Linked DNA regions of Homo sapiens: region 2 is linked to region 1. A link is a contact called in ENCODE Hi-C or POLR2A ChIA-PET data. All regions are on one chromosome and are shown on one strand. The core of a region is the stretch at or near the end of the contact, and the rest is flanking DNA. Distances in the headings are between cores, read along the strand shown.

Region 1 (3,186 bases), core at 520-3,019:
TCAGCCTCCTGAGTAGCTGGGACTACAGATGCGCACCACCACGCCCAGCTAATTTTTGTATTTTTAGTAGAGACGGGATTTCACCACGTTGGCTAGGCTGGTGTCGATCTCTTGACCTTGTGATCTGCCCGCCTTGGCCTCCCAAAGTGCTGGGATTACAGGTGTGAGCCACCGCGCCTGGCCGCCTAGGCTGGTCTTGAACTCCTGGCTTCAAGAGATCCTCCTGCTTTAGTCTCCCAAAGTTTGGGGATTATAGGCATGAGCCACCGTGCCTAGCCTGGCTTTTCACTTGTGAGTGTGGTAGGGAGTCTATGGCTGGTCTTTAGCAGGGGTATGACATGAACCATCCTAGGTTTTCAAAAGACCACTCTGGCTCCTGGGTGGAGAACAGGCAGAAGGGAAGCAGAGGGAGAAGTCTTCAGAAGATGACTCGTCAGTCAGACAAGAGACAAAGGTGGATGTGGATGGACGTGGAGGTGGGGTTAGGGGAGGAGGACAAAGAGTGGTCAGATTCTGGATTGATTTTGAAGGGCAAAGGTCAAGCTGATCAGATTTGCTAATAGAATAGGCCTGGGGTGTGAGGGAAGGTGAACAGGCAAGGATGCCTCTAGGGCTTTTGACCTGGGACGAAGAACCTGCAGAAGGAACATGTTTACTAGGGCAGCCGGAGGTGTCTGAGTGTGAGGTTGCGTAAGCAAAGCTTGAGATGTGTATCTTCCCCAACCCATCAATCGATATATACAGGCTTGAGTACAGACACAGCTCCACACCATGAAAAAGCCTGGGGTGACACTGGGGACAAGCACAGAGGAAGGGCACCCAGTCCAGCCTGGGGGGTGCAGGCCATGTCCAGGCTGAGATGCACAGATGGGCAAACTGGGTCTGGGAAGGACTTTTATCTCTTATCACATTCTCCCGGCTATGCAGCCAGGTAAGTCCAATTTCTGGATCTATTCCAGCATCTGTCACAGATTGGCTGTGCCACCTAGGACAAATTATGTAACGGCTCTGAGCCTCAGGTTCCCCATCTACAAAAGGAAGGTCTGTGGGACTTAACCCTTTGATGCATTCCTTTGAAGATATGATTTAAAACTATGGATGTTGGCCAGGTGTGGTGGCTCACACCTATAATCCCAGCACTTTGCAAGGCCAAGGCGGGAGGATCACGTGAGGTCAGGAGTTCGAGACCAGCCTGGCCAATATGGCAAAACCCTGTCTCTACTAAAAATACAAAACTTAGCTGGGCATGGTGGCGGGTGCCTGTAATCCCAGCTATTCGGGAGGCTGAGGCAAGAGAATCACTTGAACCCGGAAGGCGGAGGTTGCAGTGAGCCGAGATCACACCACTGCACTCCAGCCTGGGCGACAGAGCAAGACTGTCTCAAAAAAAGAAAAACAAAAAAACAAAACCCCAGAAAACAAAACTATGGATGTTTCCACGTGCACTCTCACATAAGCAAGCATGCACACATGAGCGCACATGCACCCACCCACCCACCCACACACACACACACACACAATTGTATGTCATTTCAGAGGCTCATGGGCCCCCTGAAGCCTGTAACAGCCCCTGAACGTGCTTTGTGCTATCCCAGTTTCCTTCCCTCCTCACTCCTCACCTCAGGTCACTTGTCCCTCCAGACTCACCACACTTTAGGTCAAGACCCTCCAGCGTGGCCACCTCTGCTCAGGCTCCGGCTTTGGATCCACGTCTGTGACCTTATACAATTCTCCTCTCCTTTGAAGGAATAATTTAGCTTGTAGAACAATGCAAGGGCATGCTTGATGAACTGGTCTGAGGGTGTGTCTGTGTGTGTGTGTGTGGTTTTTCCTTCCCACTTCCTTAAATAAAAGCTTTCACTCCAGGCTGCTGGGTGGGCTGAGCAAAGAGGGGAAAGCCATCTCCAGGTGGGGACAAGGGGAGAGTATAGTGTTTTCTGGGTAGGGCAAGGCACCAATAGGGATTAACTGATCTATGATTAAACGCCAGGTGTAGGAAACCACAGATAGAATCTCAGGAGGAGAAATGGGATTGGGAGTTTAGAAGTGGCTGCCACTGTGTTCTCTACCTTTCTGCCCTCATAATTCCAGCCCAGGCAACTGATATGCATATTTCTGTGTATTTCTCATAGGATCTTCCCTGTGAGCTGTGGACGTCTCAAAGTCAGGCACTGTGTCTTAAATATCTTTATCCTTACCACAAAACTTGGCACAGAGTAGGTGCTGGTATTCTTTTTTTTTTTTTTTTGAGACAGAGTCTCACTGTGTCGCCCAGGCTGGAGTGCAGTGGTGCGATCTCGGCTCACTGCAAGCTCTGTCTCCTGGGTTCACGCCATTCTCCTGCCTCAGCCTCCTGAGTAGCTGTGACTACAGGCTCCTGCCACCATGCCCAGCTAATTTTTTGTATTTTTTTTTTTTTTTTTTTTTTTAGTAGAGACAGGGTTTCACCTTGTTGGCCAAGATGATCTCGATCTCCTGACCTTGTGATCTGCCCACCTCGGCCTCCCAAAGTGGTGGGATTACAAGCGTGAGCCACCGCGCCTGGCCTGGTATTCTTTTGCTATAAGTGATGGAAGCACCACTCAAATAGACATGAGAAATGTATTGGTTCACGTAACTGAAAATTCTCTGGGATGGGCTTCAGGCATAGTGGGATCCAGGTAAATAAGCAATGTCTTCAGAACCCCTCTCTCTCTCCAGCTCTCAGTTCTGTTTTCTGCTCAGTTGGCTTCACTCTCTAGGTGGATTCCCTCTAACAATATTGCCCTTTGGTGGCTCCAGGCTGACATTCCGAGACTCAGCAACCCCAGAGAAAAGAAAGCTTCTCTTTGCACACTATTGCAGCAAGTGCTGTGATTAACACTCAATGGACAAACTTGGGTCCCATGCCTACCACGAATCAATCACTGTGGCCAGGCAAATGGGATGCTCTGATTGGCCAGACCTACATCCTGTGTCCTAGGGTTGGGGGTTAAGGTTTGGAAAGTGAGGATCAAGTAAGGGTGTCGCGAGGCTTACCGCCCTTGAAACGACATGGACTGAGTGTAGCGGGTGGGATTCTTCCCTGGAGGAAAACGGAGATGCTGTTGGCAGAGGGGAGATGGCTGCTAGGAAGGTGAGAACAAAAGACATCGTCTCGGTGCACAGGAAATGCGAGCTTTTCCCTGTAGATTAACGAATGAGCAC
Region 2 (3,168 bases), core at 523-3,022, 37 kb after region 1:
CATCTAGAGACTCAGGCTCAGCTGGTCTGAAGCAGGACCCTTGGGGATCTGTATTCAAAAGGAAAACTCGGCCAGGTGCCTGGCTCATGCCTGTAATCCCAGCGCTTTGGGAGGCCAAGGCGGGAAGATTGCTTGAGCCAGGAGTTCAAGATCAGCCTGGGCAACGTGACGAGACCCCATCTCTACAAAAAATAGAAAAATTAGCTGGGTGTGATGGCATGCTCCTCTAGTTCCAGCTACTTGGGAGACCAAGGTGGAGGACTGCTTGAGCCTGGGAGGTTGAAGCTGCAGCGAGCTGTGATTGCACCACTGCACTCCAGCGTGGGTGACACAGCAAAACTCTGTCTAACATAAAAGGAAAACTCCCCAGGTGATTCTTATGGCACCTGGCCTGGGAGGCATAACCATATATTACTGGATGCTGCCTGAATTACCTGAGGAGAGACATGTGTATATGTGTACATCATGGATAAAGTAAGTGAATGAATGAACAAATGAGTGTAGAGTCCCCCAAGCTCTGTCATCCACGCACCACTTGAGTGATGTTTCCACATCTTTTTACTTCTTATGTTATTATTCCTCTAATTATCTAAAACCACCCCCACCTCATTGTACTCAAATAATTCTATGTATTATTACTGTCAATTGATAACACCAGCGATGCTGGTTATAAGTAGATTACTTAAGAAATACAGGCAAAGGAAATCAAACAGTGTCATCAAGTTCCCACTAAATAAATGCCGCTTTCACTGCAGGTTTTTGGGCTAGAAGTGGCCTTACTCTCTCTTTGCTAAAAAGCGTGATTAGCAAGTGTCGCGGAAGTGTTAAAGACAGGCTGGCACCTCATGGAGACCTTCTCCTGGCTGGAATCACTTTTCTTCCGTGAGTCAGTGCTATTTAATGTCCATTCTCTGGACTGTGTGCCTCCCACACTCATCAATGCAGAGCTAGGGAATGAGGGTGTGTGAGGCAGGAGCCAGGTGGGTGCAGGGTTGTGGGTCTGCATGGGTGAGGGCCTGTTTCTTGAGCGGCCTTTGCTGGTCACTGGCATTTGCCCTGTGGGTGCTGGGGTAACTTGAGTCTAGGGCATCCCTTGCCCCACAGCAGCCCCAGAACCTCAGGAGGACCCAAGAGGCTTTTATCTCCAGGGTCACTGAGCTGGGATGGTCCCTGCCAAGGTCGTGGTGTTGGCTGGGCACAGATCCCAGAGGGCACAGGCCTGGAAGTTGGGAATTGGGAGGGAGAGGGAGCTTCTCCTGCCGGACCCAAGTCCTTGCAGGATGAGTGCCAGCGTCTTGGCTCCTTGAATCACTCATAGGGAGGCCAGTGGCCTGGGTGCTGGTTTCCCTGGCCTGCTTCAACCTGCTGTGTGACCTTGGATGAGTCCCTTGGCCTTTCTGAGCTTCCTTCCAGGCATCTGTTGAATTCATTTGGAAAGTACTCCTCTGACACCTGCTGTGGGCCAGGCTCTGTGCTGGGGGCTACAGGGAACCCTGCAGCTGAGATCCCTTCTCTCTTGGGGTCTGTGGGCTGGAGGGAGAGGCAGACCTGGCAGGAGGGAGAAAGAAGACCAGGATGCTTTGAAGAAAATGGGGGATGAACTTTAGCTGAGCTTCGGCTTGTGCTTTTCTGAGTGCACCTTAACAAATTATCACAATCTGGGTGGTTTCAAAACAACAGCACTGTGTTTTCCGACTTTCTTGAGGCTAATAGTGTCCTCAGAGCCACACTGCTTCAAAGGCTGTAAAAGAGAATCCCTCCTTTCTTCTTCAGCTTCCAGTGGCTTCCGGCAATTGTTGGCGTTTTTTGGCTTCTAGCTGTATGTCTGTGTGTTCTTTTTTTATAAGGACACTAGTCATTGGATTAGGGTCCACCCTAATGCAGAGTGACCTCATTCAGACCTAACTAATTACATCTACAAGGACCCTATTTCCAAAGAAGGTCGCATTCTGAGATTACAGGTGGACCTGAATTTTGGGGAGACAGTTTTTCTCCCATTACACTGAAGAAGGGCCATTAAAGCTCAGACTTAAAGGATGTGTGTATGGTGGGGGGGCGGGGGTGGTTCAAGGTGCGGTTGTTTGAAGCAGAGGGAACAGCTTGCGCTAGGGCTTTCTGGCAGGAGTGCGGCACAGAGGCCTGTGTGACTGTGCGGTGGGGGCTGAAGCTGGGGGTCTGGGGGCCTGGGGTATGGGGCCATGGAAAGGTGTTTGGAATTTTTTTTTTTTTTTTTTTTTGAGACAGAGTTTCACTCTTGTTGCCCAGGCTGGAGTGCAATGGTGCGATCTCGGCTCACCACAACCTCCGCCTCCTGGATTCAAGCAATTCTCCTGCCTCAGCCTCCCAAGTAGCTGGGATTACAGGCATGCACCACCACGCCCAGCTAACTTTGTGTTTTTAGTAGAGATGGGGTGTCTCCATGTTGGTCAGGCTGGTCTCGAACTCCCGACCTCAGGTGATCTGCCCGCCTCGGCCTCCCAAAGTGCTAGGATTACAGGTGTGAGCAACCGCGCCTGGCCGGTGTTTGGATTTAACTCTAAATGCCTCTCAGGGGCTTAAGCAGGGACATTATGTGGTTGCATTCCCTTTTGGAAGAAAGTCACTTAATTAGGAAGGGGCATGACAGTGACTGAGGGTACATGCCTTAAGGGTTACCCCCAAGCACACTGACATCCCTCCAGTGTTCTAAGCCTCAAATCCTTTGCAGATAGGTAGGGCAGTACTTTTATCTCTTGAGGAAATGCAGGCCCAGAGAGGTTAAGCAGTTTTCTTAGGGTCACACAGCTAGGGGAAAGAAAGCTCAAGGCCTCAGCTAACATCTTCAGTCTTGTAAGTTCTCAACACACCTGGAGGCAAAGGACCATCCTCAAATATAGCTGGGTGTCCAGGGCACGGGAAATAGCCCAGGACAGGGAGCACTGATTTTACACCTGTTGGTGAAGGTAATGCATCATCTGCCCAGTCAAGAGACGGTTTAGCTACTGGGCAAGGGATGAGGCAGCTTCAGCAACTTAATAAGCGTGGAATTAATTCCCTTATATGTGTGAGCTGCTGTGAGTCTTCCCATTCAGGACAAAGCTCAGGAGCAGAGGAGAAAAAGCAGGTAAAACTTTGGGAGGCCGAGGTGGGCGGATCATGAGGTCGGGAGATTGAGACCATCCTGGTCAA

The links. A loop is a pair of places that touch in the nucleus more often than their neighbours do. ChIA-PET counts read pairs that join two places held with the same protein, here RNA polymerase II (POLR2A). Pooled maps may share reads with other maps.
Region 2: a loop to region 1 is called in a map of posterior vena cava, with 20 times the contacts of the local background. The contact joins the enhancer-like site here to the promoter of LHFPL7 in region 1. A Hi-C loop is called at or near these places in 20 of 168 maps with a recorded cell type or tissue (Calu3, HCT116, MCF 10A and 15 more) and 14 of 50 pooled maps. POLR2A ChIA-PET finds 5 or more read pairs at or near these places in 12 of 52 experiments (CD4-positive, alpha-beta T cell, Caco-2, H1 and 8 more).

What each region holds. Positions count from the first base shown.
Region 1 is chr22:24,944,925-24,948,110 of GRCh38, forward strand. It overlaps LHFPL7 (LHFPL tetraspan subfamily member 7), which reads right to left and starts at 1,770. Exons shown (of 4, transcript NM_001388199.1): 1 at 1,648-1,770.
Region 2 is chr22:24,981,559-24,984,726 of GRCh38, forward strand. All of the region lies in intron 1 of KIAA1671, which reads left to right. Among named protein-coding and RNA genes, the nearest start is that of KIAA1671, 30 kb to the left of the region's middle. Within about 2 kb of position 1,773, at least 3 of the 41 ENCODE cell types and tissues checked have a DNase peak (open chromatin) inside an H3K27ac peak, as active enhancers do; they include endothelial cell of umbilical vein, where a contact is called at or near this core.